Regions from separate parts of the Homo sapiens genome. Here regions 1 and 3 are each linked to region 2. A link is an interaction called in ENCODE POLR2A ChIA-PET data of the cell type or tissue named here. Cell type or tissue: GM12878. All regions are shown on one strand. Each heading gives the region's core, and the rest is flanking DNA. Links, peaks and the distances in the headings are about the cores only.

Region 1 (10,329 bases), core at 1-8,000, 55 kb before region 2:
GAGCACTAACCTAAAGGTTTTACATACCCGATCTCTAGTCTTTACACCCACACACGAGGAAGGTACCACCGGTGTGCCCATTTGACAGATGCAGACACTGAGACCCAAGGAGGGAGTCACACAGACAGAATGGGAGACTCAGGAGGCAAGCCCAGGCTTGTTCAACCCCAACACTGCTGTCATACGTGGTGCCATATGACCTTCCCCAGCACACTGAACACCTCAGGGTCATTCCAGGAAGTGCACACTCATGTCCCTCTGGTACACAGGTTAAATGTGGCCTTAGACCACAAAGCACAGCCACTAGGGCCAGGAAGGCCACTGTTAGATCAGTTTCGCTGCTGTTCCCTGGGCTGCTTCTCAGGTGCATAACCTCCCTTGGTGCCTCTTAGAGAGGGAAGCAAAAGTTACCTTCATTTTCGTTATAAATATAGTCATGTACAAAATTATTTGATCAATGTTGTGCTTGCCTCTCCCACTAAACAATAAGGTCGATGAAATTAAAGACCCTGTCTCCTTCTATCAGAACTCAATACAGTGCTTTGCCCTGAGCAAATGATCCATAGATAGTCACTGAATAAATCAATAACAGGAAGAATGAATTAATGAGAAATAAATGCACTTTGCTCAGGGCCATTTTAAAGAGCAACATCACCAGCAAAAAATAAAAAGAAAGAAATTGCAGAAAATAAGGCACTAAGTGGACGGCAGAAAGGACACCTGTTTGCAAAAAGAAAGCTAAAACAGGAAGGCAGAGTGTCATCTTGTTTGACCTCAGCAGGGCATGTGTGAATGGGTGACCCAAATTTTTCACCAGTCTGCATCACCAAGAATGACCACAGAAGGGCCAGAACTACTGGTTTGCAGGTTGCAAATAAGTTGGAGCAGAAAGGCAAATTCACCAATACTGATGCTGCAAATAACGAAGGCCAAGCATAGATGCTGAGAGAAAAACGGTCTCTTATGAGGCTGCTCATGGCCACGTTACGTGTTCTATAGACTAGAGTCGTCTGGGATAGGAGAGAAGCATGGGCTGGGCACGGTGGCTCACACCGTAATCCCAGCACTTCGGAAGGCTGAGGCATGCCACGAGAATCAAGAGATAGAAACCATCCTGGCCAAGATGGTGAAACCCCATCTCTACTAAAAATACAAAATTAGCTGGGCGTGGTGGTGAGTGCCTGTAGTCCCACCTACTCAGGAGGCTGAGGCAGGAGAATCACTTGAACCCAGGAGGAGGAGGTTGCAGTGAGCTGAGATCACGCCACTGAACTCCAGCCTGGTGACACAGGTAGGCTCCATCTCAAAAAAAAGAAAAAAAAAAGGAGAGAACCATGGTGGCAGACAAAGACTGGCAGAAAGATGAAGAGAGCATGGGAAAGGCATTGCATCTTGGATGCTGTGAGCTACACAGTATGCATCTCAGCCACACGTTCCAGTAAATTCTCTTTTTTTGCTTGAGCTGGTTTCTGACCCCACCCCCCGCCCCGGCCAAAAAATCCTGACTCTGCTGAGGGCAGCAATAACTGGGACATCAGACACTCCCTCTAGAATCAGGACAGAAGTGACAAGGCTAGCCAATCAGGGGCAAGAGGAGAAAGACACATGCATAGGCACACACAGGCTCACACACCGCAGGGAACAGAGAAAACAGCAAGTCCCAGGGTGGCCCAAGTCTGGTCCATGTGTTTCCTGACACAGGGTCTAAGTGGGTCTCTGTCTTCATCTGGGTTCCCCCAGAAACAGACTCTGAGGCAAGGATGTACATACAAGGAGTTTATTTGGGGGCTATCCCAGGAATCACTGCAAGGGGAATGGGGTGGTGGACAGGGAAGGAAGCGCAGCAAATAAAGGCTGTGTCATCAAGCTTATTATTCCTGTGAGTAAATAGAGCCGAAGTCCATTGGGGAAGCCTGGGAGTCAGTGCAGAACAAGCCAGGAGTGTCCTGACTGAGGGTGAGGGAGCTGGGGTATTGATCTGCCGATTCCCCACCCAGCCATGCCACCCCTGGAGGCACTAACACCCCAGCACTCCCAGCCTATCCTGCACCACAGGCTAGCAGAAGCCCTCAGGCATAGTCACAGGTGTTTCCAGCAAGTGGCTTGTGGTGTGCAGAGGTGTGTGCTGAGGGGATAAGGTCAGGCCAAGAGTGTCTGCAACAGTTTCAGTTCCCTGCCACAAAAGCAACAAGTCCAAGTCACCATGCTCAGAGAGACCAGGCCTGGCTTAGCACAGGTTCCCACTCTCTCATGAGCTACTCAGAACACACACCCACACTCCTTCCTCACCCCTAGAATAGGAGTATTATATTTTAGAGGACAATGCCTGGTAGACACCACCAACCTCACAGGCAGCAACCTTCATCAGGCAGGTCCAATAGGCCACAAACTACACCAAGCTCATGTCTCCCCTGATCTCATGGGAGCCCCTCCAGCATGCTCTGATAAGCCCCATTTTGCATAGGGGGAAACAGAGGCCAGGCCCACAGAGGCTATGGAGCTTGCTCAAGATTGCACAGTGGTGGCCAGGTGAGGTGGCTCACGCCTGTAATCCCAGCACTTTGGGAGGCAGAGGCAGGTGGATCACAAGGTCAGGAGATCGAGACCATCCTGGCTAACACAGTGAAACCCCATCTCTACTAAAAATAGAAAAAATTAGCCAGGCGTGGTGGCGGGCACCTGTAGTCCCAGCTACTCAGGAGGCTGAGACAGGAGAATGGCTTGAATCTGGGAGGCGGAGGTTGTAGCGAGCCGAGATCATGCCACCGCACTCCAGCCTGGGCGACAGAGGGAGACTCCATCTCAAAAATAAAATAAAATAAAATAAAATAAAAAGATTGCACAGTGGTAGGTGGCAGAGCTGAGACTCAAACTCAGTGCTGTGGGCTTGGGGCCACACAGCCTCTCCAGTACAGTCTCTCAGGACCCTCCTCCCTCTCTCTCTAAAAGGGTGCCCTGGACATTCTGACCTCAGGACACTGGGGATTCACTTCTTTGGAACTTAAGGGGAGGGGTTTGCCTCCAAAACAGCCAACAGGCCTTGGCAAATGCAAAACAGTGTAGCCCCGTTGGAAAACAGGCTGGTGGTGCCTCAAAAGGTTAAATGTAGTCACAAATGCTTAAATGAATGGTTACTGCATGGCCCAGCAATTCCACTCCTAGGTGTACACCCAAGAGAAAGGAAAACACATCTACACAAAATCCTGCATATGAATGTTCACAGCAGCACTATTCATAATAGCCAAAAGGTAGAAACAACCTAATATTGTTTGCATATCTGTCTCCGCAGCAGTCTCATGTTGAATTGTAACCCTCAGTACTGGAGGTGGGGTCTGGTGGAAGGTGACTGGATCATGGGGATGAATTGCTCATTAACGGTTTTGCACCATCTCTTGGTGCTGTCCTTGCAATATTCAGTGAGTTCTTGAGAGATCTGGCTGTTGAAAAGTATGTGGCACCTCCCTCCCTCTCTCTCTTGCTCCTGCTTTCTCCATGTCACATGCCAGCCCCGCCTTCACCTTCCACCATGATTGTAAGCTTCCTGGGGCCCCTCCAGCCATGCTGAACTGTGAGTCAATTAAACCTCTTTCCTTTTTATATTACCCAGTCTTTGGTAGCTCTTTATAGCCGTGAGAACAGACTAATACAGTGACCCTGGGCTATGCCTCAATGTTCTCATCTGTAAAATGGAAATAATGCGTATTGAACACATACAGTTGTGGAATTAAGTAAGCAATAATACAGGGAAAGCTCTTAGAGCTGTAACAGGTACATAAACATATACTACATAAATGTCAGCTCTTATGGTGGCGTTAGTGACAGTGATGACAATGATGACGATGTGGGGGCTTGATGGGCTTCCTGCCTTGTATGAAGCTGAAAAAATGCTTCAGCCTGAAACCAGCTCTTCCTTTGCAACTTGGATCTCAGATCCAGAAGGCAGAGCCCAGGATCTGAGAAGCCCATCCTCCTCAGTGCCCTCCTCGCAGAGATGCACACTGCCCCAATCCCTCAAGCCTGCAGAAGGGTTACCAAGGCACCCTGCCCTTTCTTGGGTCCCAGAGCTGACCTCCCTCTCCTGATGTAGGAGGAGGACACCGCTGGGACAAGACATGGGGAGCTGACCCTGTGAAATCACCACATGAATCACCACGTTCAACAAGATAAGCCTCTGCTGTGAGGTCTCCACTGACCACCTGGAGAAGGAAATGCATTGAACAGACTTGAAACATGACCTAGGAAGCCTTGGCGAGAAGGTAGAATGGACGACTCAGGAGAAAGCCAACCAGAGCAGCCCGAGGGGCCATATCAGTCATCCGTCATCCACTGCAAACTCTCCCATGGCTCCCGGCTCCCTGGAGGAAAAGCTTGAGTGCTATGGAGGCCTCCACAGCCCTGGGTCATGTGACCCCTGCTTCCTCCCCATAACTCTGCCCCCATCACCCTGCTTGGCTGGCTATCCCCAGAACATGCCCCACCTCGAAGGCTTTGTCCTGGCCATTCCTGAAGCCCTCAAAACACTTATCTACACAGCCCACTCCTTCAACTTTTCCAAGCCTTTGCTCAAATGCCAGCTTCTCAGTGAGGCCTTCCATGTCCCCAGCCCCACACCTGGACCCTCATGATCCCCCTTTCAGCATTCTATTTCTTTCCATATATAAAAATTTACTCAGTTACAACTTACAAGACACGAATCACATGTCTGCAGGCTATCCTATGATCATGTAATGGTGCAGACTCCTACTCTCAATGGTCATGAAGCTCCCTGGCCACAAGCTGAGCAGTGCTGCCTGGGTCAAAAGCAACCCCCAAGAAAGGTTCTACTGTGATTACCCAGTAATCTGCAGAAGTACAGCTGGCACTGGATGCTCGGGCCCAGCAATCAGATGTCACACCTAAATCTAGGACAGATGGCAAAGCTGGTAGACACACTTCCACATTTTCAGTCTCTGTGGGAAATTAAAGCTACCTGATCACACACACAGGGAGCACCACTATGATGATCATAGTACCTGCCACATGGAGAATGCCTTTGCTGCTTGGGGACCACGGAAGCAGGTAATGCAAAAGGACAAAAGAGGTATAATCTAGATCTGTGCTATCCAATATGGTAGCCACTAGCCACATGTGGCTTTTGAACACTCAGAATTGAATCTGTCTGAATCAAGATGTGTTATAGGTATAAAACACACACTGGATTTTGAAGACACAGACCAAAAACCAGAATCAAATATCTCGTTAATAATTATATTGCATACATGTTGAAATAATAATGCTTTGGATATACTGAGTTAAATAAAATTTATTAATAAAGTTAGTTTCACCTCTTTTTACCTTTATGAATGTGGCAACTAGAAAACTTTAAACTACACACATGACTGCGTACAGTGGCTCACACCTGTAATCCCAGCTACTCAGGAGGCTGAGCTGGGAGGATCACTTGAGCCCAGGAGTTTGATTCACTTCACCCAGAACAAAATCCCATCTCTATTTAAAAAACAAAACAACAATAACAGCAAAAAAAAAAAAAAACAAAAAAAAAAAAAAACAAAACAAAACACTACTCTCATGGCTGGTATTGGTGACTCACACTGTATTTCCATTGCACAGCAGTGGTCCAGAAGCAGCCAGCTTTGGCTACTGCAGGATGGAGACATGGATGGCAAAGCATTGTGAGTGGGGTGGGGGAAGGGGGTGTGAGGCATCTGTTCAGATCTTTCGCCCACTTTTTAATTGGGTTGTTTTCTTATTGTTGAGCTTTTGTTTTTGGTTTTTTTTGTTGTTTTCTTGCGTTTTGTTTTTTTTTTTTTTTTTTCTGAGATGGAGTCTCGCTCTGTTACCCAGGCTGAAGTGCAGTGGTGCAATCTCTGCTCACTGCAAGCTCCACCTCCTGGGTTAACGCCATTCTCCTGCCTCAGCCTCCTGAGTAGCTGGGACTATAGGCACCCGACACCACACCCGGCTAATTTTTTATATTTTTAGTAGAGACAGAGTTTCACCGTGTTAGTCAGGATGGTCTCGATCTCCTGACCTTGTGATCCATCCACCTTGGCCTCCCAAAGTGCTGGGATTACAGGCATGAGCTACCGAGCCTGGCCTTTTATTGTTGAGTTTTAAGAGTTGCCTATTTTGGATATGGGTCCTTTATCAGCTCTTGTTTCATAAATATTTTCCCCTATCTGTGGCTTGTCTTGTTAACCTCTTAACCTAAAGGTTTTCTGGCACATGGTGATTGGGGAAAAGTGTCTGATGTTGTTCCTCTGAAAACTTTGGTAACCTTGGGCAAATCACTGAAGCTCACTGTACTTAGGAGTAAACCAGGCAAAACTCACAGACAGATTGTAATGACTAGACACTACAAATAAATACCCATACACATGATCACATGGATACATGTGAGCTTGTAGTGCCCAGCACAATACTGACACATGGCAGATGCTCAATACTGCTCCCAAGCTTTCAAGAACACTCTCTCATCCTGGTGCCAGCAGCACTTCCCAATGACATTTCTCCAGGTTCCTCTTAGGAGGTAACTGATTGCCAAAGAGGAGGCAGAGGAGCTCAAAGTGGACAGTTAGGAAGAAGCATTTCCAGGGCTCTGGGAAAACGGTCACCAAATATACACTCCCTGGGCTGAGGCGTTAAACCTTGAAATGATGAAAAGTCTGTGCTATGCTTCACCGCAACATTTGGACAAACATCTACTGAGGGAACTAAGACAGGTTACTAACTTCAAAAAATGGTCCTTTTGTGCCACAAAAAAAGCAGAAGTGATGGTTAAAATGTATGATTCTTGACTCAAGCCAAGAAGCACATCCTTGCCAATCAGTGTCCATGCCCATGTGCTGCAAGCTAACATATCCAGAGTTGCCTCATTCATTTACGCCCTAGTCAGCACCAACCCCATGCCAGAAGACAATGCTGGGGCCCAGAAAAGTTGAAAATAGGACACTGTCTACAGAAAGCCAATGTTTAGAAGGAAATTATTACATCAACTATTTAAGATAGAGCAATGAGCAATCAGGAAAATGCAAATCAGAACCACAATGACATAACACTTCACCTCCACTAGGATGGTGATAACCAAAAAGACAGATACTAACATGTGTTGGCGAGGACATGGGGAAGTTGGAGCCCTCATACATTGCTGGTGGGAAAGTAAATGGTGCAACTGCTTTGGCAAACAGTCTTGGCAATTCCTTAAGTGATTAAACAGTTACAGATAACCTAGAATTCCACTCTTAGGCAAAGAGCCAAGAGAAATGGAAACATGTGTTCACACAAAAACTTGTACATGAATGTCCACCGCAGTATTATTCACAATAACCAAAAAGAGTCCAGGCACGGTGGCTCATACCTGTAATCCCAGCACTCTGGGAGGCAAGGCAGGTGGATCACTTGAGGCCAGGAGTTCAAGACTAGCTTGGCCAACATAGTGAAACCCTGTCTGTATTAAAAATACAAAACTTAGCCAGGTGTGGTGGTACACGCCTGTAATCCCAGCCACTCAGGAGGCTGAGGCACGAGAATCACTTGAATCCAGGAGGTAGAGGATGCAGTGAACCAAAATCGCACCACTGCCCTCCGGCCTGACCGACACAGTGAGACTGTAGAGAGTAAAGAAAGAAAGAAAAGGAAGGAAGGAAGGAAGGGAGGGAGGGAGGGAGGGAGGGAGGGAGGGAAGAAGAAAAGAAAGGAAAAGAAAAGAAAAGAAAAGGAGAAAAGAAAAGAAAGGAAAGGAAAGGAAAGGAAAGGAAGGAAAGAAAGGAAAGAAAGAAAAGAAAGAAAGGAAAGAAAGAACAAAGAAAATGAAAACAGTAACCAAAAAGAGAGAACTACCTAAATGTCCATCAAGTGATGAATGGATAAACAAAATATGGTCTATCCATGCAATGGAATATTAGTCTTAAAAAGGAATGAAGTGTTGATAATATGCTACAATATGAACGAACCTTATGTTAGGCTAAAGAAGTGAGATGCATCCTGGCTAACACAGCAAAACCCCATCTCTACTAAAAATACAAAAAAAATTAGACAGGCGTGGTGGTGGGCACCTGTAGTCCCAGCTACTCAGGAGGCTGAGGCAGGAGAATGGCATGAACCCATGAGGCAGAGCTTGCAGTGAGCCGAGATCATGCCACTGCACTCCAGCCTGGGCGACAGAGTGAGATTCCGTCTCACAAAAAAAAAAAAAAAAAAAAAGTGAAATGCAAAAAGCCATGTATTGTGAGAAATGTCCAGAATAGGAAACTCTGTAAAGGCAAAAAGTAGATTTGTCATTGCCAGGGATGGGGGAAAGTAAAGTAGAGGTGACTGCTAATGTATAGGATTTGGGGGAAATTATGAAACATTCTAAAACTGATTATGATAATGTTGGTACAACTCTGAATATACTAAAAACCACTTAACAGTATACATTAAGGGGTACATTATAGGGTATACAATGTTTTTATCTCAATAAAAGTATTAATTTCTTTTGCACTTTGGGAGGCTGAGGTGGGTGGATCACCTGAGGTCAGGAGTTCGAGACCAGCCTGATCAAAATGATGAAATGCCGTCCCTACTAAAAATACAAAATCAGCTGGGCGTGGTGGCGCATGCCTGTAATCCCAGCTACTTGGGAGGCTGAGGCATGAGAATTGCTTGAACCTGGGAGGCAGAGGTTGTAGTGAGCTGAGATTGCGCCACTGCACTCCAGCCCGGCGACAAGAGTGAAACTCCACTCAGTCTCAAAACAAAAACAAAAAAAGAAAGAAAACAAATCTATAGGTTCCTCATCAAGAGAAGGTGGTAGGTCAAGGTAGCAGTTACACATTCAATATCACATATCTACTAAGCATCTACTGGGAACACTTGGTAGCAAAAGCTGGAAGTACAGACATGAATAAGACTGTACCCACCTGAGGCCGGGCGCGGTGGCTCACGCCTGTAATCCCAGCACTTTGGGAGGCCGAGGCGGGTGGATCACGAGGTCAGGAGATCGAGACCATCCTGGCTAACACGGTGAAACCCCATCTCTACTAAAAATACAAAAAATTAGCTGGGCGCGGTGGCGGGCGCCTGTAATCCCAACTACTGTGGAGGCTGAGGCAAGAGAATGGTGTGAACCCGGGAGGCGGAGCTTGCAGTGAGCCAAGATAGCGCCACTGCACTCTGGCCTGGGCGAAAGAGCGAGATCCGTCTCAAAAAAAAAAAAAAAAAAAAAAAAAAAAAAAAAAAAAAGACTGTACTCACCTGAAGGAGCTAACTTCTAGTTTTTTCATTCCAGACAGAATGTTGGTGGGCACCTCTGCACAGCCACAGATTTTTTGGAAGCCATTTCAAAATGAAATGTTGGCCAGGTGTGATGGCTGATGCCTGTAATCCCAACACTTTGGGAGGCTGAGGTGGGTGGATCACTTGTGGTCAGGAGTTCGAGACCAGCCTGACCAACATAGTGAAACCCCGTCTCTACTAAAAGTACAAAAATTAACCAGGCGTGGTGGTGTACAACTGTAATCCCAGCTACTGGGGAAGCTGAAGCAAGAGAATCGCTTGAACCCTGGAGGCGGAGGTTGCAGTGAGCTGAGATTGTGCCACTGCACTCCAGCCTGGGTGACAAAGCAAGACACCACCTCAAGAAAAAAAAAATTAAAGAAAATAAAAAACAACTATCTAATATCGAAAAAATGGGAGATAGGTTTTTAAAAAATAAGGTAGAATCCTATAGTAATTTCAAACAATAGCGAAGACGTGTTTGCTGGAATCGGGAGTATCATGATTGGAAACAACCTAAATGTCCAGCATTGACAGGACAGATCAATCTATCGTGCTGTACTGTTGAGTGAAATTGCTCATGGATGTTAAAATAAAGCTACATCAACATGGAAAATCTTCACAAGGTCAAGCAAAAACATGCAAGTTGCTTGAGGGATACACACCACGCAGTGTCTTTTATGTAAAGACCTGCAAAACATATTATATGTTAATCATGGATGAAAATTTTTGAAATGGGAATTATAATTATTAAATCATGATACTGATTTCTCTAGGGAGGGAAGGGTACTTATGAGAACTTAACTATATTTTATTTCTTAAAAACAAAAAAGATCCAAAGCAAACATCACAACTCATCTAAGTTGGTTGCGGGGTTGGGGGTTATTTATTCTCAATCGCTACGCTACTGAATTCCCACATGCATAATAGCTTTACTCAAATTGATTATCTTGCAGCTCTGGAGACGAGCAAAAGTCATGAGTCTCATGGGGCTAAAATCAAGGCATCACTGGGACAAGCTTTCTCCAGACCCTCTAGGGGAGAATGAGTTCCTTTGCCTTTTCCAGCTTGCAC
Region 2 (11,130 bases), core at 1,993-9,992:
CACAGAGAAAGAAAGTAGATGAGTAATTGAAGGGGTGGGGGAAGGGGGTATAGGGAGTGACGGCCTAAGGGGTACTGGGTTTCTGTTTGGGGGTGATGAAAAGTTTCAAAAATTGATTGTGGTGATGATGTCAGTGCTCTGTGAATACACTATAAGCCATCGAATCACACTTTAAATGGGTGAATTGCGTGATACATGAATTATATCTCAATAAAGCTCTTTTCCAAATGTAAAAAATAGGAAGTGCTGGAGGAAAATGTGAAACAACAGCTTTTTTTCTTTTTTCTTGTCTTTTTTCTTTTTTGAGACAGAGTCTCACTCTGTCACCCAGGCTGGAGTACAGTGGCGCTTTCTCGGCTCTTCTGCACCTCTGTCTCCTGGATTCAAGCGATTCTCTTGCCTCAGCCTCCCAAGTAGCTGGGATTACAGCCACCTGCCACCGCGCCCGGCTAATGTTTATATTTTTAGTAGAGACGGGGTTTCACCATCTTGGCCAGGCTGGTCACTAAACAGCTTTTTTTTCTATGAGGCTTTTACTCTTTTGTTTTTTTGTTTGTTTGGGGGTTTTGTGTGTTTTGTTTCCAGGGCCTAGCAGAAAATTGGAGCCCAGAAAATGGGTGGGTGGATGGATGAATGGATGAATGATTGGATAAAGAGATGATTGAATGATCGGATGGGTGGATGAGTGGGTGGATGGAATTTCCAATGTGGTCCCTCCTAGAGCTCCCTTTTTCCTTTGACTCACCCAAAAGTAAAAGAGATGCAACTATTCCAAAATGATTGTCTTTTCAAAACTCTTCATTCCAGCAGCATCTGAGCTCAGGCAAACAACCACTCACCAAGATACAGAGTCACTACACTTCCTACCACATTTCCTCTCCTTTGCCCAAAGTAGCAGCAAGTAGGAACCACTGGAATCCCATACACAATTTCTAAAAACAGGCGTAGAGGCGCGGTGTGTGTGTTCCAGGCCTGTGCCCCAGGCTGTGGGGCTCTCAAGACAGATCAGACTCGGAACAAACTGCTGAAGAAGCAGGATAAGGCAGCAAGCTCACTGAAGAGCCAGGCTGTGCAGTAGACACATCTAGGCTCAAACGCAGCTTTGTTGTTTGGGCAACTCACTGTCTCTCTGGGCTCTCAGCTCCTTATCTGTAAAACAGTGCCAATAACACCCGCCTCACGAAGTCCACGCCTCTTCAACACCAGTATTAATGAGGGGTTCACTTGGGACCTGGTACCTCTCACTTAGCTTCCTTCTTTCCCCCACCACCTCTGTGCCTGGCCTCCCCTGTCCTGAGACACTGTATGGTGTGGTCACCTTCATAAGCTCTGGTTTCAGATGACCTGGATTGAGTACAGGCTTGGCTCCTCCACTGTGTGACCTTGGGCAACATACTTAACCTCTCTCTGCCTCCGTTCCCTCATCTGTAAAATGGGGTTAATAATAATAGCTGCCGTATAAGATAGCAGTTTGTTCTGAGGATTAAAGGAGATAAATCTTACAGATCGCTGAGGTCAGTGACTGGCATATACTATGCACTCAGTGAATACTGACAATAATAGCCCGGCATAGCAGCATACTCCTACAGGAAGCCCTATCTGAAAGGCGGTAGGGGGCAGTGGCCACTTGCCAGTTGGCCTTGCAGGGGAAATGTGGCCCATCCATTGGGCCTCCCCGACGGTTCCTGGGCTTAGCAGCCCTATTTGATCTTGCGGAATAATGACAATTCTACTACCCTGCTTTATGGCCATCCTATCTGTGGCTTTGAACAGGAAGCCGTCTTTCCTCCCAGACACACTGGTGCCTTTCCTGTTCTCCATGGAAACAGGCCAGGCTCGGTGCTGCTGACTGGCCTGGAGTCAGGGTTTGGTCGAGGACAGATTGGAGGCCATGTGCTTACCTGGGGGCAGCAGGGAAAGGACCGTCTTCCAGATGGACTTCGTGGAATGTTCTTTTCCTGACGCCTGGAGCTTGAGTGAGGGGTACCCTCAGAACTTCTGCAGAGATAGTTTCAGAAGCTGATGTTAAAGGAACAGGCTGAGGCTGGGTGCAGTGGCTCACACCTGTAGTCCCAGCACTTTGGGAGGCCGAGGCAGGCGGATCACTTGAGGTCAGGAATTGGAGACTAGCCTGGCCAACATGGTAAAACCCCATCTCTACTAAAAATACAAAAATTAACTGCATGTGGTGGCGGGTGCCTGTAATCCCAGCTACTCGGGACGCTGAGGGACGAGAATCACTTGAACCCAGGAGGCAGAGGTTACAGTGAGCCAAGATCACACCACCCCACTCCAGCTTGGGCGACAGAGTGAAACTCTGTCTCAAAAAATAAGAGAAGCTGACGTTAAAGAAACAGGCTGAAGCCAGGTTTGGTGGCTCACGCTTGTAATCCCAGCACTTTGGGAGGCCGAGGTGGGCAGATCACTAGAGCTCAGAAGTTTGAGACCAGCCTGGGCAACATAGTGACACCTCATCTCTACCAAAAAAAAAAAAAAATACAAAATTAGCCAGGCATGGTGGTGCATGCCTGTAGCCCCAGCTACTTGGGAGACTGAGGCGGGAGGATCACTTGAGCCCAGGAGGTCAAGGCTGCAGTGAGCCACGATGACGGCACCGTACTCCAGCCTGGGTGACAGAGTGAGGCCTTGTCTCAAAAAATATATATATAAATAAAAATAAAAAATAAAGGAACAGGCTTGGGGTGGTTTCCCATTGTCAGCCACCTCTCAGCTCAGCTGGGCTTCTCTTCCCTGCTTGCTAAGACTGAACTCATCTTTTATCTCATCTGATGCCTACCACAATAGCAGAGGAAGTGAGGATTTCCAGACCCATTTGACAGATCAGGCAATGGGGGCTCAGAGAGGGTAAGCAATTTGCCTAAGGACACACAGCTGGTTCTTCCTCTGCCAATGTTCTCTCACTTTGCACCATTCCCTTTTTGATGACCTTTGTGGGAGTCACTGCTTCTGATCCAGAATCAGATTATTCTTTAAAATAAAAGATAATAATGATAACTAAAGTTTGAATACCTACAATGTAGCAGGCATTTCCTACACATTATTCCATTCAATCTTCATAGCATATTTTATTAAATATCCCAGAGCAGTTATTGGTGTCCCTTTTGGGGATCCCTCCCACACATACTTCAGACAGGCCTTTGACATTGCTAGGGAGACACGTGAGGTTCCCACTAGTGAGCTCTGCCATGGGGCCCCACAGTCATTCATTCACTAAAGCAAGTATTGAGCACCTACACCTTACCAGGTCCTTGACAAACTGTGAAGTGCTGTGCACTGCTTTGTGAATTTCCAAGTGGATCACCACCCAGCTTGGTACAAGGTATAGGCAAAAGGAAATGGAAAGGAGATGGGAAAGGAGGGGAATGAGGTGAGGAGGGGTGGAAATGAGGTGGTGGGGAGGAGGTGGGGAGGAGGTGGGGAGGGGTGGGGAGGAGGTGGGGAGGGGAGGGGAGGAGGTGGGGAGGGGTGGGGAGGAGGTGGGGAGGGGAGGGGAGGAGGTGGGGATGGGCGGGAAGGAGGTGACAGGGGAAGGAGGTGGGGGAGGCGAGGGAAGGAGGTGGGGAGGGGAGGGAATGAGATGGGGAGGGAAGGGAAGGAGGTGGGGATGGGTGGAGAAGGGCAGAGTTTCCCCAGGAAGCTTCTCCATCCCCTCTCAACTCAGGTGGAGGTGGAGACGGAGATGGAGATGGAGGCGGCAAACCTAGAAGTGGGTCCCTAGAACCTGTGTCACTGGGTCAACCCTGAGGGATAGTTACCAAGGAGCGAAGTCCTTTCAGGCCTGGCCTGGACTTTCCTCCTAGAATCTTCTCCCCGGGGGTGGGCCTGTGATGGCGGCCAGGCCAGGCAAGAGAAGACACAGGGCAGCGCCTCACACAGGCTCAGCCTCCACCCAAGGTGGGACCATCTAGCCCAACCATGGAGCCCTGGCTGTTGGCCCAGGGATGGGGGAGTCTCACCTCCGCAGCCACTTCCCACTCCCCAGGCCCTCTCCCAGCCCTCCAGCTGCTTCTCCTGGAGATAAAACGGCTGAGCTCCCTTCATATTTTCCCCATCCTACAGTCATGGCTGTGGCATCTGCATTAGTGGCTGTGGCATCTGTCACCTCCTGGTTCCCTCATCCCCTCCCAAAAGTCAGCACTGCTGGGTGCAGTGGCTCATGCCTGTAATCCCAGTACTTTGGGAGGCCAAGGCAGGGAGATCACTTGAGGCCAGGTCAGCCTGGCCAACATGGTGAAACCCTTCTCTACTGAAAATACAAAAATTAGCTGGGCGTGGTAATGTGCGCCTATAATCCCAGCTACTAATGAGGCTGATACAGGAGAATCGCTTGAACCTGGGAGGTGGAGGCATCAGTGAGCCAAGATACAACTACTGCACTCCAGCTTGGGCAACAGAGTGAGACTCCATCTCAAAAAAAAAAAAAATTAAATTAAATGGTCAAAATGGTAAATTTTATATTATACATATTTAACCAGAATACAAAAAAAAAAAAAAAAAAAAAAAACCTGCCAGGACTTTAACACAATGCTGAACTTGGCATAACCCACCAATGACCAATGTGGATGTTTTACCAAATTGGCTCAATGGGGCTGTGAGTGGGAAAACTAAAGCTCGTGCTGTGTGGACCTGAGCTTGGTTGCACCTGCCACAGGTGGGAAGCCAGGCTGAGGTGGCGGGGAGAGGCAGGGCCGAGGGGGTGTGGAAGGGTGCGAGGCCGGGAGCAGAGCTGAGCTGCCACTGGCCATCCTCAGCAGAAGCTGGTGGGGCACCCTGGACAGCTCAGACTGAGCCACAGGCACTAGCTAATAGTAGCTCATACCATTATTAAGCACTTGCTGTGTACCAGGAATTTCTACAGACCTTCGAAGTACCGTGGTTGGTCTCCACTACACAGATGAGGAAACTGAGGCCCAAAGGAGAAAAGCAGCCTGCCCAAAGCCCCGAGTTGACAGGTGGCAGTGCAAGGCCTGGAGCCACGTCTTTCATAGCTGTCCTCTCCCTGCTGGCAGCTCTGCCCCCAACAGCCACTCACCGGGGAGGTGCCCAGTGCTAGGCTGGAGCTTCCAGCACTGGCCCTCACTTCCCTGGGCACCCTGAGGGCCCTGGCCGTGCAAGGAGTGGGCCTCGTCTACAGTCACGTCCTTCATGGAAGTTGCTGGAAGCAGATGCAGCCCAGGCCAAGCCTCAGGGTCAGTGATTCTGTTCTGGCTGGGGAGGGGGAGCTAAGGGGACCACCTCTCCCAGCCCCTCCTTTGGGGGCTCACAGAGACCTCAGATGGAAGCTGAAGTGGACTCTTGCTCTCCTGCCCTCAGCCGAGGGGCTGAGCCACTCCGGGAGGGTTTTTGGAGGCCTGCTCCGCCCCCAGCTGCTATTAGTGCTGCCACGGCCAGCCGCCTCCACCCCAGGAAAAAGAGGAAGTGGTCAGAAGCCAGCAAGAGAGAGCCTTAAAAGAGGACGTGTCCCAACCCTCACAGTCCCCTCCCTGTCAGGCAGAGTGGAGGAGCTGGCCGGGTACTTCTCAGAGCTGGCCGGGTGCTTCTTGGAACCTTCCACCTGGGGAAGCTGGAACCTGCTTTCACCCCACAATGATATTCTAAAAACACCCTAGAATTGTGAGGGCCTCCAGGCTTCCAGCATCAGGGAACTCTGAGACGCAGTGTTGGGGAACAGTGGGAGCTCCCAGCTCAGCACCCAGCACTCAGCAGGCTCATAGTTCATACGTGATAGACGGGGCCTACATCACAGTGAAGAGTTGCAGGTTCAAATCCTAGCTCTTTTATATATATTATATACATATATTATATTTTTTTTATATTTATTTTTTGAGATAGACTCTTGCTTTGTTGGCCAGGCTGGAGTGCAGTGGCACAATCTCGGCTCACTGCAACCTCCGCCTCCCAGGCTCAAGCAAATCTCCCACCTCAGCCTCCCGAGTAGCTAAGATTACAGACGCCTGCCACCATATCCACCTAATGTTTATATTTTTAGTAGAGACAAGATTTCACCATGGTGGCCAGGCTGCTCTTGAACTCCTGACCTCAGGTGATCCACCCACCGTGACTTCCCAAAGGGCTAGGATTACAGCTGTGAGCCACTGCACCCGGACTCTTTTACATATTTATAGGGTAAAAAGTGACATTATGATCTATGAATACAACGTGGAATAATTAAAGCTAGTTAACATATCCATCACCTCAAACACTTAACTTTTTTGTGATGAGACTGTTTGAATTTACTCTCTTAGCAATTTTGAAATGTACCATACTCTATTATTAATGACATTTACCACGCCATACAATAGGTCTCAAAAAAAACCCATATTCCTCCTATCTGAGATTTTGTATGCTTTGACCACCATCTCCCCATTTCCCGTCCTCGAGCCTCTGTAACCACCATTCTACTCTCTGCTTCTATGAGTTTGACTGTTTTAGATTCCACATATAAGTGAGAACATGTGACACTTGTCTTTCTGGGCCTGGCTTATTTCACTTAGCATAATGTTCTCCATCTTTATCCATGTTGTCGCAAATGACAGAATTTCCCTGGCCATCAATCTCTAGTTCCAGGCTGGAGGCAGTGGCTCATGCCTGTAATCCCAGCACTATGGGAGGCTGAGGCAGGTGGATCACCTGAGGTCAGGAGTTTGAGACCAGCCTGGCCAACATAGTGAAACCCCATCTCTACTAAACATACTAAAATTAGCTGGGCATGGTGGAATGCACCTGTAATACCAGCTACTGAGGAGGCTGAGGCAGGAGAATCACTTAAACCCTGGAGGTGGAGGTTGTAGTGAGCCAAGATTGCACTACCGTACTCCAGTCTGGACAACAAGAGTGAAACTCTGTTTGAAAAAAAAAAAAAAAAAAAAAAAAAAGCTGGGTGCGGTGGCTCACGCCTGTAATCCCAGCACTTTGGGAGGCTGAGGTGGGTGGATCTTGAGGTCAGGAGATCGAGACCAACCTGGCTAACATGTTGAAACCCCATCTCTACTAAAAATACAAAAAATTAGCCAGGTGCAGGTGTGGTGGCAGGCGCCTGTAGTCCCAAGTACTCGGGAGGCTGAGGCAGGAGAATGGCATGAACCCGGGAGGCGGAGCTTGCAGTGAGCCGAGATCGCGCCACTGCACTCCAGCCTGGGCAAAAGAGGGAGACTCTATCTCAAAAAAAAAAAAAAAAAAAAAATCTCCAGTCCCCATTCTGCTTTTTAAATGCTGAATAGTAGTCCATTGTAAATATGTGGCACGTTTTCTTTATGCATTAATCTGTTGATGGACATTTAGGTTGATTCCATAACTCAGCTATTATGAATGATGCTGCAATGAACCTGACAGTGCAGACATCTTTCAACAAACTGATTTCAAATCTTTTGGGTAAATATCCAGAAGTGGGATTGCTGTGCTGGATTTTTTTTTTTTTTTTTTTTGAGACAGAGTCTCACTCTATCACCACCCAGGCTGGAGTGCAGTGGTGAGATCTCAGCTCACTGCAATCTTCCCCTCCCAGGTTCAAGGGATTCTTCTGTCTCAACCTCCTGAGTAGCTAGGATTACGGATGCCCGCCACCATGTCCAGCTAATTTTTGTTGTTGTTGTTGTATTTTTAGCAGAGATGGAATTTCACCATGTTGGCCAAGCTGGTCTTGAACTCCTGGCCTGAGGTGATCTGTCCGCCTTGTTCTCCCAAAGTGCTGGGATTACAGGCATGAGCCACCACACCCAGCCAAATTGCTGGATCTTATACATTGTTTTCTATGTTTGCTAAAACATAGATACCTCTATGTGTTTTTAACTTTTTTTTTTTCACAATGGGATCATATTATTCTACTGTTGTTTTTACTTAACGGTATATTGCAGATCTCTTTCTAGGTCAGCAAATCCAGCCAGCTTTCTTTTTCTCAACCATGGTACCTTGCATTCCGCCGCGTAGATGGATTACACTTAAGTGAAGCAGCTGTCCATTGAGGGACATCTCAGCTCTTTCTAGGTTTGTGTCTTTGCTTCATAAGCAATGCATCTTTGGACATGTATCCTTGAACAGTGGGGTGAGTATATCCACAGGGAAAGATAAATCATTTGCTGTGTAAATGCTGGACACATACCAAAACAATTTTGACAGAAACACCAAATTGCCCTCCAAATACTTCATTGCTTGAATTGGTAACACTCATCTATTTCTTTAAATTTATTTAATGAAGGCCAGGCACAGTGGCTCACGCCTGTCATTCCAGCAGTTTGGGAGGCCAAGGCGGATGGATCACTTGAGGTCAGGAGTTTGAGACAAGCCTGGCCAACATGGTAAAACCTCGTCTCTACTAAAAATACACATAATTAGCTGGGCTTGGTGGCAGGCGCCTGTAATCCCAGCTACTCAGGAGGCTGAGGCAGGAGAATTGCTTGAACCCAGGAGGCAGAGGTTGCCAGGAGCCAAGATCACACCACTGCACTCCGGCCTGGATGACAGAGTGAATGAGACTCCATCGCAAAAAAATAAAAAATAAAATATAATTTATTTAATGAAAAAGTTTAGTTTGTTTAAGGCATATAATTTGACAAAAATCAATCAAGTGATTTTTTAAAATCTACATCTTCAGGGATTATAGAGATGTTAAAAAGCAACCCAGATGGGTTCAGAGAACAGGATCTTTGGCTGAGTTAGCTCCTACCTTCCCAAATAAACCACCCAACCAGTAGTGTGAGAACATGTAAATCAAACCCTGGTTTGGCTGCCCGGCATCCTAGACTGCTGTTTCCTGACTGAGGGGCCCCCTTGTGAAAGTCGCAGTGGAAAGGAGCTTTAGTGAGCACCACAGCCTGGAAGTAAACCTCACCCACATCTTCCACCCTGAGCTCTCTCCTGCCACCCCCCGCCACAGGCCTCAGTGCCTGGAGAGGTCCCCTGCAGGAGGGAAGGAGCCAGGTACAGTCATAGTCAAGACTGTTTCAATCCCAGCTCTGCCAGCATCTCACCGAGCCTCTCTGAGCCTCAATTTTCCTAATCTGTCAAATGTGCCCGATAAAACCTAACTGGTTCACAGGGTTGTAATGAGGATAAGATGTGGAAACAGATATGAAAGTCACTGGCTTTCCTTCCTTCTGTTTGGGTTTACCATCAAGTCTACAAATGGGGAATAGGAGATCCGAGTCTGGGGTTTTCTGACCACAAGTGCTTTCCCAGAAACAGTCTTCTTTGAAGTTATTTTTTTGCAATTTGAATAGTTTATACAGGCACATGGCATGCCATTCAAAAGGTCTCAAGGGGTAAGTGCAAGAAGTCCCCTGTTTACCCCTAATGTCCCCTCCCCCAAACCAGTTCTCCTCTCCGAGACATCCTTAGTCACCTCTTTCTTGTGTCTCCTTTCAGACTCAGTCTTTGAGCATTTCCACAAAAATGCAGCATTCTGCATACTCTGCTCTGCACCTTTCTTTTTTCATTTTTTTTTTTTTAATTTTTTAAGTTTGAGACAAAGTCTCACTCTGTCACCCAGGCTAGAGTACAGTGGCACCATCTCGACTTACTGCAACTTCCACCTTCCAGGTTCAAGCAATTCTCATGCCTCAGCCTCCTGAGTAGCTGGGATTATACGCATGTGCCACCAAGCCCAGCTAAATTTTGTATTTTTAGTAGAGATGGAGTTTCACCATGTTGGCCAGGCTATCTCAAACTAAGGGCCTTGGCCGGGTGCGGTGGCGCAGGCTTGCAATCCCAGCACTTTGGGAGGTCGAGGTGGGCGGATCATCTGAGGTCAGGAGTTCAAGACCAGCCTGGCCAATATGGGGCCACCCTGTTTCTACTAAAAATACAAAAATTAGCTGAGTGTGCTTGCAGGTGCCTGTAATCCCAGCTACTTGGGAGGCCGAGGCAGGAGAATCACTTGAACCTGGGACGCAGAGGTTGCAGTGACCCAAGATCACGCTACTGCACTCCAGCCTGGGTGATTCCATCTCAAAAAAAAATGGAAAGAAAAAAAGTCATTCATTTAACAGTCATGTCTCTAGTCTACTGTAATCTAAAACAGTCCGCCAGTCCATATTGTCTTTTATGACACTGACATTTTTGAGTGTCCAGGCATTTTGCAAATCTCTCTTAACTTGAATTTCTGTTTCTTTCCTCATAATAGATTTAGGTTAAACATTTTTTTGCAAGAATATTATATAGATGATGTTGCACCTTATTATTTTAAATGGCTGCATGGTATTCCAGTATATGGATACATCACAATTGATGTAACTCATCCTCTATCCACAGATGTGTAGATGACTTCCAATCATTTATTTAAAAAACAATACTACCATTAATAATATTATTATTATTTCAGACAGAGTCTTCCTCTGTCGCCCAGGCTGGAGTGCAGGGGCACAATCTCACCTCACTGCAACCTCCACCTCCCGGGTTCAAGGAATTCTTGTGCCTCAGTGTCCCGTGTAGCTGGGACTACAGGCACCCACCATCACGCCAGGCTAGTTTCTGTATTTTTAGTAAAGATGGGGTTTCAACATGTTGGCCAGGCTGGTCTCAAACACCTAACCTCAAGTGATCTGCCCGCCTCAGCCTCCCAAAGTGCTGGGCTTACAGGTGTGAGCCACCGCGCCCAGTCCCATTAATATTCTTAAACTTTTGTCATTTTGAAAATCTTGGAGTATGTCTGCAGGAGAAATTCCTAGAGGGGGAATCACTGAAGCTGCACATATATGCCTTTGTAATTTTGAAAGCTATTGCCAAATTACTCTTTATAGAGGATAAACCCATTAATACTATCGCTAGTACTGTTTGAGAATGCTTGACCCAGAAGCTTGTCATATGCTTTTAACTTTCATCTCACTGTGTCCTGGCTAGCAAGGTGGTTGGTGTACCTTTGCTGAATCCCTTTATGTGACAAGATTTCCTTAAGTTTTTGCCTATGAATTTTGGCTGGAATTTAATGAAATTACAACTCCCAAAATATGACAAAGTCCCCCGTGCTCTCCTGGAGCAGAATTCATACTCCTGGTTACAAAGCACATCTGTTTGCTTTGTAGGCTCCACTGGTTCCAAGAGAAGAGGGCAATGAAGGTGTGTCAGGCACTGTACCAGTTACCTGATTGACGTTATCAAGCCTGAGAAGTGGGAATT
Region 3 (11,130 bases), core at 2,212-10,211, 66 kb before region 2:
AAAAAAAAAAAAAATTAGCTGGGCATGGTGGTGCACATCTGTAGTCTCAGCTACTTGAGAGACTGAGGCGGGAAGATCGCTTGAGCCCAGGAGTTTGAGGCTACAGTGAGCTATGATCACACTACTGCCCTCCAGCCTGGGCGACAGAGCCAGATCCTGTCTCTTAAAAGTAAATAAACAAGAAAACAGTCATCTTAAAGCCTTCAACACAAATCCAAGCTAGACAGGAAGGGGCTCACTTCAGAGATCAGACAGTGCAGCCCCTACCCCCACTCAATCTTCACCTGGACTCTCATGGGGCGAGGGGTGGGGAGCAGCATTTCAGGGACTGGCCAGACAGGAAGCCTGGCCTCTGCGAGCAAGCAGCTCACTTCTGCGTTTCTGTCGAGAGAGGAAGCCTCTCTGCTGCAGCTGCCCCGGCCACAGGGGCTCACCAGAGGCCTGACTGCAGAGATCCAGTCTCGAGGTAAAGCCCCGGGGAAGCCAGACCTCCCCTAGGCTGAACTGAAAACAATCCATCCAGATCAGAAGGGAAGAAACATAAAAATGACCATAAGGCGCCATCATCCAAGAGGCCACTTTCCTGTGAAACCACAGCCAACATAGGCCTCGCCTGCTTTATAAGTGCCCTACGGCTGCTGCACCAATTACTGCAAACTCAGTGGCTTAAAGCAACACACATTTATCAGCTTTCAGCTCCTAGGTCAAAACCAGTCTCACTGGGCTAAAACCAAGGTGTCGGCAGCACTGGCTCCTTCTGGAGGCTCCGAGGGAAAACCTGCTTCCTGGCCATTTTCACCTTGCAGTGGCCGCCTGCAATCGTGGCCGTGTGGCCTCTTCCTCTGCCTTTGAAGCACATCATTCCAACCTCTGTTGCCATCATCTTGCCATTGTCTTCTACTCACTCTGATCTCCTGCCTTTTTCTTTTTTTTTTTTTTTTTTTTGAGATGGAGTCTCGCTCTTGTCTCCCAGGCTGGAGTGCAGCGGCATGAACTCGGTTCACTCACTACAACCTTCACCTCCCGGGTTCAAGCGATTCTCCTGCCTCAGCCTTCTGAGTAGCTGGGATTACAGGTACACGCCACCATGCCCAGTTAATTTTTGCACTTTTAGTGGAGACGGGGTTTCGCCATATTGGCCAGGCTGGTCTCGAACTGCTGACCTCAGGTGATCCACCCGCCTCGGCCTCCCAAAGTGCTGGGATTACAGGCATGAGCCACTGCCCCCAGCCCCGCCTTTTTCTTAAAAGGACCCTGTGAACACACTGGATCCACCTGGGTAACCCAGAATACTCTCCCATCTCAACCTTCTTCACTTAATTTCATCTGCAAGGTCCTCTTTACCAAGTAACATGACATACCCACAGGTTCCGGGGAGCAGGACATGGACATCTCTGGGGGCCATCAATCATGCTTACCACCTATGCCGACCCTTCAACACCCTGTCCACTGATCTGCAGAGGAGGAGAGTATTATTTCAAAGACAGTTTTGGAACATCTTCCCAGGAAAGCCAAATCTCAATCCCCCACACCCCACCACAATTGACAAAGCTAAGAGAAATTGATAACAAGCTCTAGGGCAAGCACAGAGGATAAAATTGAAAAAGGAAGAAAAAAAAGACACTCCCTATTTGCAGCATCTCTGCAGCGTAAGGGTGCTTTGCATACACACTGGAGAGTCTAGTCTCATCTTCCCTAGTTAACACAGGAAAAGAGAAGGCTCAGCGAAGTTAAGGAATTTGCCCAAAATCACACAGCCTGCAAATGGTGGATCTGGGATGGAACCCCAGGCCTGTCTGGCTCTCTCTTTGTGCTGCTCTGGAAAAAAAAAAAAACATCTTGGATCTGTCTGAGATTATTTGAGAGGGGAGGGGTCCCCAAAAGTTGTTTGCAGTAAAACCTTTTCTTTTGGGTAGGAAGTTATGCAAAGCATTTGCCACTGCCCCCAGTTGCTTGGCAAGTTAGCGGAGAAAGATCTATTTTGGGGCTCTGCGCTCCACTGATCTGTTCACCACCCGCTGCTTATACATTTTTTTCTACAGAGGCCACTTCCTGAGGCTTAAATGGGTTGGTCAGCCCAGCAAGACCAAGCCTGGCTCAGAGCAGCACACAAGGCAACAAGTAGGGCCAGCACTGAGCAGCCAGGAGCCCCCAGGACCCACCTCAAAAGGAAAACCACCCATCTTAGAAGAGGCAACGGCTGCCTGTCAGCCGATCACCAAGACACACAGCATTCGAGCCCTCGAGGAAGGCAACAGCCACCGAGGCTGCCCAACTACACATGTACATTTGTATTATTTCATTCATTCACTCATATTATTCAAGAGCCCCAAACTGGAAATACCTCCAGTATTCACCACTATGCCTTGGGGTGGTTTGTTACACAGCAAGAGACAACAATCCATTATTATTACTATGATATTTAGCATCTGCTATGTGCCAGGCATTATTCTAATCACTCACATGTTAACTCACTGAATCCCCACAACAATCTGATAAAGCGGGTAATGTGGCCAGGCACGGCGGCTCACGCACGCCTGTAATCCCAGCACTTTGGGAGGCCGAGGCGGGCAGATCATTTGACATCAGGAGTTCTAGACCAGCCTAGCCAACATGATGAGACCCTGTCTCTACTAAAAATACAAAAATTAGCCAGGCATGATGGTGTGCACCTGTAATCCCAGCTACTCAGGAGGCTGAGGTGGGCGGATCATTTGACGTCAGGAGTTCTAGACCAGCCTAGCCAACATGATGAGGCCCCCATCTCTACTAAAAACACAAAAATTAGCCAGGCATGATGGTGTGCACCTGTAATCCCACCTACTCAGGAGGCTGAGGTGGGCGGATCATTTGACGTCAGGAGTTCTAGACTAGCCTAGCCAACATGATGAGACCCTGCCTCTACTAAAAATACAAAAATTAGCCAGGCATGATGGTGTGCACCTGTAATCCCAGCTACTCAGGAGGCTGAGGTGGGAGGATTGCTTGAACCTGGGAGGCGGAAGCTGCAGTGGGCCAAGATTGCGCCACTGCACTCCAGCCTGGGTAATAGAGTGAGACTCTGTCTCAAAAAAAAAAAAATTGGGTAATGTTTCCCCATTATACAGAGGGGAAAACTGATATGCCCAAGATCTCCCATGAGGAGAATGGGGGAGTAGGCAGTGGTATATTCGGTCACTGGAATGCTGCTCAGCAACAGAAAAGGAAAAACTACTGACACTAGCAACAACATGGGTGAACCTTGAGAACATCACACAAAAGAAGTCGAATGCAAAACACAGTCTACTGTTTCATTCCATGTTTATGAAATTCTAAAACCAAGGAAAAATCCTGGATGACTCAAAGTAGGTTGGGGTGGCCTGGGGCAGGGAGTGTGCATGCTGGGGAGGGTGGGGGGCTGCAGACTGCAGAGGGAAGTGAGGGAACCCTCTCTCCTGCGATGGAAGGTGTTCTGTGTCTCAATTAGGGTGGTGGTTACACATGTCTACACATGTGTCAAAATGCATCAAACTGTGTACTTAAAATGAGTGCCTTTTATTGTATATAAATTAAATATGAAATAAAGTTCATTTTAAAAAGTTCTTAAAATATGAAGCACAACTTCCATTACCTAAAAGATCATAATCCTTAAAGATGAAATAGGACATCTTCACAGAAAAGCAACCAGATCCTAGTTTGGGTCCAGTGCTCCCTGGAGGGTAGTCAATGGGAGATATTTTTCTTTTGTGTTTGTCTATCTTTTCCAAAGGTTCTAGAATGAATCTGCATTTCTCTGATAATGGAAAATAAGACCTACTAAATGTAATTTTTAAAACTGAGCTAGGGCTAGGCACAGTGGCTCACAGCTGTAATCCCAGCACTTTGGGAGGCTGAGGCGGGCAGATCACAAGGTCAGGAGTTCGAGACCAGCCTGGCCAACATGGTGAAACCCCCATCTCTGCTAAAAATACAAAAATTAGCCAGGCATGGTGGTGGGTACCTGTAATCCCAGCTGCTCAGGAGGCTGAGGCAGGATATTCGCTTGAAACCAGAAGGCGGAGGTTGCAGTGAGCCGAGATAGCGCCACCGCACTACAGCCTGGGCGAAAGAGCGAAGCTTGGTCTCAAAAAATAATAATAATAATAAATACATAAATAACTGAGCTGGGATAGAGTCCAGCCTTCCAGAGGTGGCTGGGAAGATCTCACACCTCAGGGCAGGGTGAAAAGCAGTGGGCGAGGAGCCAGGAGGTCCACCCAGCTAAGCCTCAGGCTTCCTGGGTGCCCCAAGCCAAATCCTTGACTTCTCCAAGCCTGGCTGCACAAGGGGATTCGCAGGAGCTCCCTCGCCTCACAGGGTTGGTACCAGATGAAGCCTCAGAAATGAGCTCTGAAAATGGATATGAGGCAGTGTTGTCACTCCACACCTGGGAATCCAACACCCCCAGGATGTCCTGACTCTGCCCAGCCATCTGACTCTGGAAAGAACACAAACCATCCTCCACCCACCACATCCATCTCTAGAAGCAGCCCGGCACCCAACAAGGTCTTTGTCTTCCATGCTCAAGCACCGCCAACCTCCACTGAACCCCACAGTCAGGCCGACCAGAATGTGGATCTGAACTCTGCCATGCCCCGCTGTGTAGACTTGAGCAAGTCACTGGACCTCTCTGAGCCTCAGCTTCCTCTGCAAATTGAAGGAGTTACACCTGCCTCATGGTGGGCCTAGAAGGATGAAATAAGATGACAGTGTTGGAAATACCCTAAGTTCTCACTAAAAAGCTGTATTTATTTTTGTGATTCAAAGAGCCCCACCACAGTAAAAAAAAAAAAAAAAAAAAAAAATCCATGAGCCCACACTAGCTTATGGAAAAGGAATCAAATCCCCCTATTCATATTCTACCTAAATACCAGTTCTCATGAGGCTGCCCTCCACACTCCTCCCTTATGCCAGAGTGACAGGCTCAGCAGCCCTCAGTTTCCATGGAAACTCATGACAAGGGGCATCATGATGGAAGTTATTTCAGCCATTTCCTGCTGCCCACAGTGCCAACAAGGCTTGCTGCTGCAGAGAAAAGGTATGCCCGGCTAGTTGGCTCTGTCCTGGCTATTGTTCAGGCCACTGAAGCCTCCAGAAACACAGCCCCCACCAAGCAGATAATTCCTGAAGCTCAGGCCTTCGGAGCTCCATTTCCGTGCAGCCGATGAGTATCCCCAAGATGCAAGCAGAGGAAGAATGGCATTCACCCATGCAGACAGCATCTATGGTCTACCTGGTATGTGCTAGTCATCATGCATGACACAGGAACAATGAATGGAACAAACAGCCCCCTTTCAAAGAGCTGACAGTCTGAGAAAGAGAGACATTAAATGCCCACATAAATATAAATAACCACCATATGACAATGCTCCCAAAGAGAAGAGCACGATGGAATGAGAGACTAATGGGATGTCCTCCAGAGGGGCAGGAAGTGAGGAGCTGACTGAGCCACAGACTTGATCAGGCAGAAAGGACCTCACCAGTGAGGAAACTGAGGCACAGAGGGCCGAAGCAATCCTAACGGGAGTAAGAGCTTAACACACTAGCTGGCTGAATACTCACGAGAGCCCTGTAAAGTAGGTGTTGTAATTCTCACTTCACAGATCAGGGGACACGAGCCGACAGAGAGGAAGTGACCGAGCCCAGGCCACATGAAAGGAAGGAACAGAGAGTAGATGACAACCAGGTCTCTCTAATCTTGCCCCTTCCCTCCCAGAATCTGTCTTCTCCTTTGGGTCTTTGCTCTCAACCCCAAGTGTTCACTTAACCCCCTTCTCCCCGAAACAGTAAGGAACGTGAGAACATGTTCATAAGCACAGGGAGCTTGTCTCATTTTTGCCTACCCTGGCCTGGGCCTGACATGTAATAACTTATCAATAAATGTGTTAAGTGAAAGAATCACAACCGAGTGCAGGGGCTTATGCCTGTAACCCCAGCTCTCTGAGAGGCCAAGGGCATGGGGGTCGCTTGAGTCTGGGAGTTTTAGACCAGCCTGGGCAACACAGTGAGACCCTATCTCTACTTGAAATTTTAAAAATAAATAGATAAAATAAAATAATCACAAGGTACCCTCTGATGTTCTACATACATCTTTGTCATCTTCTGGAAGGCCAGGTGCAGTTTGAGGGCTCTTGTTTTATCACTTGTGTTTACTGAAGCTGTAGCAACACCAAACACAGCTGACAAAAGGCGTTTAAAACCACCCTAGTGCCTTGCGCAGCACCCCTCAAGACGATGCACTCCAGCGTGCGCAACAAAAGCGAAACTCCTTCTCAAAAATAATAATAGTAATATCAACATCTAAAACAGCTTTCTGTTTTTAGTGGAAGATAGGTGCTTCACACGCACTAATTCATTTTACCTTCACAACTGCCTCACGGCACAGGTACTAATATTATTCCCATTTTATACATGGGGGATGGATGCATAGTCCTTCTCCACCTAGAGGATTCTTCCCATCGGATCTCGGCCTAAATATCAGCTCCTCAGAGAGGCCTTTTCTGACCACCCATCATGTGCGCTCTTCCTGTCCCTTGTGCTGACTTCGCTTGTAAAGAGAGGGCTTTGTCTTCACCTCCCTGTTTACCATCCGTCTCTCCCCACCAGCCTTCAAAACTCACAAGAAGGACACTGTGATGGTTGTGCCTCTATTTCCCCAGCATCTAACGCATCCAGTGCCCGTCACCTTCTGGGCAATAAATGGGTAACTGTGCAATGGGCATAGGAAAAAAAGCCCAGCTCAGAGAAGACTCTAGACCAGCTAGAAAGAGGCAGAACCGGATGTGGCCCCAGGTGCCTGAGTGTTTTCCCACTAATGATAACAGCGCAACCGCACTTTCAGTTCTTGCTTCTGGACATCAGGACCTTGGGAGTAAGTCATAATTTCTGGCTGGGCACCGTGGCTAATGCCTGTAATCCCAGCATTTTGGGAGGCTGAAATGCGAGGACTGCTTTAGCCCAGGAGTTTAAGACCAGCCTAGACAACATAGTGAGATCCCACCTCTACTAAAAAAAAAAAAAAAAAAAAAAAAAAAAAATTAAAATTAGCTGGGCATGGTGGTGCATGCCTGTAGTCCCAGCTACTTGTGAGGCTGAGGGAGGAGGATCATTTGAGCCCAGGAGGTCAAGGCAGTAGTTGAGCTGTGATTGCACCATGGCACTCCAACCTGGGCAACAGAATGAGACCGTGTCTCAAAAAAAAAAAATTATAATGAGGGAAAAGGTCTCCTTCTCAGACTTGCCAGGTCACCCTTTTCATGGTCCCAAAATAGGATATGCCAGATAGTTCAGTATCTGAAGCCTAATTTATTTGTTTTTTGAGACAGGGCCTTACTCTGTTGCCCAGGCTGGAGTGTAGTGGCACGATTTGGACTCACTGTAACTTCCATCTCCCAGGTTCAAGCAATTCTCCCACCTCTGCCTCCCAAGTAGCTGGGATTACAGGCATGTGCTGCCACACCCAGCTAATTTTTATATTTTTAGTAGAGGCAGAGTTTCACCATATTGGCCAGGCTGGTCTCGAACTCCTGACCTCAAGTGATCCTCCTGCCTCAGCCTCCCAAAGTGCTGGGATTACCGGCATAAGCCATCGTGCCTGTCCGTGAAGGCACATTTTTTTTTTTTTTTAAAGATGAAGTCATGCTCTGTCACCCAGGCTGAAGTGCAGTGGCACAATCTCGGCTCACCGCAACCTCCACCTCCCGGGTTCAAGCAATTCTCTTGCCTCAGCCTCCTGAGTAGCCAGGATTACAGGCGCAAGTCACCATGCCTGGCTAATTTTTGTATTTTTAGTAAAAAACGGGGTTTCACAATGTTGGCCGGGCTGGTCTCGAACTCCTGACCTCAAGTGATCCGCCCACCTTGGCCTCCCAAAGTGCTGGGATTACAGGCGTGAGCCACTGTGTCTGGTCATTTAAGACTGCTCAATTATAGCGCACTTAAGACCTACAAAGGTTTCCACCAAGAAGACCGCGAGAATCGAAGAAGCCACCACCTGCATGGGAACTGGAAAAAATCAGGCAGGATTTTCCCATGCTCAGACTCCCAGCAGCTGAAGAGGGACTTGTGTTCTGAGTGGCTTTTGAGCCCCCATGGCCTCTGAAAGGGCCAGGAGAACTTCAGAACAACAGGCTGAGTAGTCAACAGAGCCCAGGCAGGGCAGGCTGAAGAAGAAAACAGCCCCCAACCATGGCAGTGTTAAAGATGCAAATGAGGAAGCCTCTAGGGGGTGGTCTCTCAGCCCCTGCAGTTTCCCGCTGGAAAGACAGGGTCCCTGGGATACACTCTAAGACTGTATCTTCACCTCTGGGAATCAGAGGCTCAGCTACACAGAAGGATCTCACTGTGTTGTGTGGCTGCCAACCTGCTGAGGCTGAGACCCCTTGGTGAGGACTGGGAGACCCATGCTCTAGCCTGGGCCCACCAGGGAGAGCTGGGAACCCCCTCCCTTCACTGTCCAGTAAGGCCCCATATGCAATAAAACCTCCTCCCTTCGCATAACCACCCTCTGCATGAAGAGGCGTTCCAGAGCGTCATATCACAGGTGCTTCATTTTAAGCCTAAATTCCCCAATTATCATTCCTTCCATAACTCAGGAAAAAAAGGAAATGTTTAAAAGTTAACTTCAGCAACTCTGGTTTTGCCTTGGAAGATTTGTCAGGCTGGAACAGCCACTGGAACAAGCAGTCCTGATAATAATAAAAGTAACTTCTTATCGCCACCATCTCCAGCAGCTGACGTTTAGTCAGCACTTACTCTAGACAAACCCTGTGCTACAAACCTAATGTGTATTGGCTCATTTAATCTTTATCCCAACTCTATGGGGAGAGGATCATCATAATCCCCACTGCAGAGACAAAGAAACTAAGGTTCAGAGAGGTTAACTCCCTGTGGTCACACAGCAAGGGAACAGTGAGACAGGACAAAAGCCTTGGGTCCTTGCTCTCCATTCTGCCTGTGCTTCATGTCCCCCAGGGTGTCTTTTTTTTTTCTTTTGAGACAGAGTCTCGTACTGTTGCCCAGGCTGGAGTGCAGTGGCATGATCTTGGTTCACTGCAACCTCCACCTCCCGGGTTCAAGTGATTCTCCTGCCTCAGCCTCCCGAGTAGCTAGGATTACAGGCACATGCCACCATGCCTGGCTAATTTTCGTATTGTTTTAGTAGAGATGGGATTTCACCATTTTGGCCAGGCTGGTCTCGAACTCCTGACCTCATGTGATCTGCCCGCCTCAATCTCCACAAGTGCTGGGATTACAGGCATGAGCCACTGCACTCAGTCCCCATGGGTACCTTTCAATCCAATCCCGGCTACACCCCACCTCGCAGATCCTCCACTCCTAAACATTCTGACCCCAGACTATATCTCTGCCCCTGTCTCAGCTCCTGAAGCACTGCTAAAACAGGCAGGTCCCCTGAGAAGACCTTATTACCTATTGAGGAGAACAGTGAAATAACCAGAAAACAAGCAAAAAGACAGCCTATCCTTCAGACCCGGTACCATTCCCCTCCGCTGTATCTTAAGACATTTATATCCTAGCCCCAAAGTTTGGCACTAACACACAGACCCCAGCCTGGGTTCCCAGCCCCTTATCCTCTCTCCTTATGGAGGGCAGCCTTCTAATATCCAAGTACCAGACCTGCCTTCTAGATCACTCAACACACCCAAGGTCAAGGCTCAGAGAGATGCCCCTGAATACCATGGTCTCCATCTCTGGTGGATTCACGATAGCCACAAACTTCTTCCCATCAACAGGTAGAATCTATTTCCCTTCCCTGTGTCAGGGCTGGCCTTGTGACTTCCTTTTAACACAGCAAAAGCTTCAGGCTTCTGCTTTCTGTCCCTTGGAAGCCATCACAGAGAAGACTAGCTACTATGAGACCACCATGCTGTAAGGAAGCCCAAACTAGCCACAGAACAGGGAGAGACGCTGCACAAAGGAACACTGGTGGCCCAGAAAGCTGCCTGGGAACTTCCAGCCTGGCCATCCAATGAATATATTCAGGTAAGGGACTCCAGGCAACACCAAGTGAGACAGAACAGCAAATCCACTGACTGAGCTCTGCCCAAATTCCTGACCCACAGAATTGTTGTTTTAAGCTCCTGTGTTTTTACACTGTTATAGAAAAATCTCCTTCAGCTGATAAGCAATTTCAGCAGAGTCTCAGGATACAAAATCAATGTGCAAAAATCACAACCATTTCTACACCATGACAGACAAACACAGAGCTAAATCATGAGTGAACTCCCATTCACAATTGCTACTAAGAGAATAAAATACCTAGGAATACAACTTACAAGGGATGTGAAGGACCTCTTCAAAGAGAACTACAAACAACTGCTCAAGGAAATAAGAGAGGACACAAATAAATGAAAAAAGATTCCATGCTCATGGACAGGAAGCATCAATATGGTGAAAATGGCCATACTGCCCAAAGTAATTTATAGATTCAATGCTATTCCCATCAAGCTATCATTGACTTTCTTCACAGAATTAGAAACTACTTTAAATTTCATATGGAACCAAAAAAGAGACCACATAACCAAGACAACCCTAAGCAGAAAGAACAAGCTGCAGGCATCATGCTACCTGACTTCAAACTATACTACAAGGCTATGGTCAACAAAACAGCATGGTACTGGTACCAAAATAGATATACAGACCATTGCAACAGAACACAGACCTCAGAAATAACATCACACATCTACCACCATCTGATCTTTGACAAACTTGACAAAAACAAGCAACGGGGAAAGGATTCCCTACTTAATAAATGGTGTTGGGAAAACCAGCTAGCCATATGCAGAAAACTGAAACTGGACCCCTTCCTTACACCTTATACAAAAATTAACTCAAGATGGATAAAAGACTTAAACATAAGACCTAAAACCATAAAAAACCCTAGAAAAAAACCTAGGCAATACCATTCAGGACATAGGCATGGGCAAAGACTTCATGACTAAAACACCAAAAGCAATGGCAAAATTAACAAATGGGATCTAATTCAGCTAAAGAGCTTCTGCACAGCAAAAGAAACTATCATCAGAGTGAGCAGGCAACATACAGAATGGAAGAAAAATTTTGCAATCTATCCATCTGACAAATGGCTAATAT

Evidence for each region. Peaks named below come from ENCODE experiments on the same cell type or tissue, not always from the same donor. Only the 100,000 strongest peaks of a DNase experiment are listed, where the experiment ranks them.
Region 1: POLR2A ChIA-PET joins it to region 2 with 14 read pairs; 9 of 35 experiments call an interaction of 5 or more read pairs at or near these places.
Region 3: POLR2A ChIA-PET joins it to region 2 with 11 read pairs; 9 of 35 experiments call an interaction of 5 or more read pairs at or near these places.

The regions. Positions count from the first base shown.
Region 1 is chr16:81,800,987-81,811,315 of GRCh38, reverse strand. All of the region lies in intron 2 of PLCG2 (phospholipase C gamma 2), which reads right to left. Among named protein-coding and RNA genes, the nearest start is that of PLCG2, 27 kb to the right of the region's middle. RefSeq lists enhancers at 1-270, 361-450, 951-1,070, 2,431-2,540, 2,831-2,890 and 2 more. In GM12878, for the core only: no CTCF peak of the experiment used is centred there; DNase peaks (open chromatin) are centred at 235, 820, 2,175 and 6,814; H3K4me3 peaks cover 4,995 bases; H3K27ac peaks cover 7,541 bases.
Region 2 is chr16:81,746,738-81,757,867 of GRCh38, reverse strand. LOC105369213 (a long non-coding RNA gene) reads right to left here. Exons shown (of 4, transcript NR_189584.1): 3 at 1,902-1,998. It also overlaps a transcript of PLCG2 not described here. Among named protein-coding and RNA genes, the nearest start is that of PLCG2, 27 kb to the left of the region's middle. RefSeq lists enhancers at 4,586-5,193, 5,194-5,802, 8,967-9,036 and a silencer at 10,542-10,734. In GM12878, for the core only: a CTCF peak has its summit at 8,868; DNase peaks (open chromatin) are centred at 5,427, 8,772 and 9,176; H3K4me3 peaks cover 1,395 bases; H3K27ac peaks cover 3,098 bases.
Region 3 is chr16:81,812,577-81,823,706 of GRCh38, reverse strand. The region is part of intron 2 of PLCG2 (phospholipase C gamma 2); the gene reads right to left. Among named protein-coding and RNA genes, the nearest start is that of PLCG2, 39 kb to the right of the region's middle. RefSeq lists enhancers at 192-391, 502-671, 1,372-1,521, 6,307-6,356, 8,340-8,389 and 2 more. In GM12878, for the core only: no CTCF peak of the experiment used is centred there; DNase peaks (open chromatin) are centred at 5,646, 6,816 and 8,026; H3K4me3 peaks cover 5,340 bases; H3K27ac peaks cover 8,000 bases.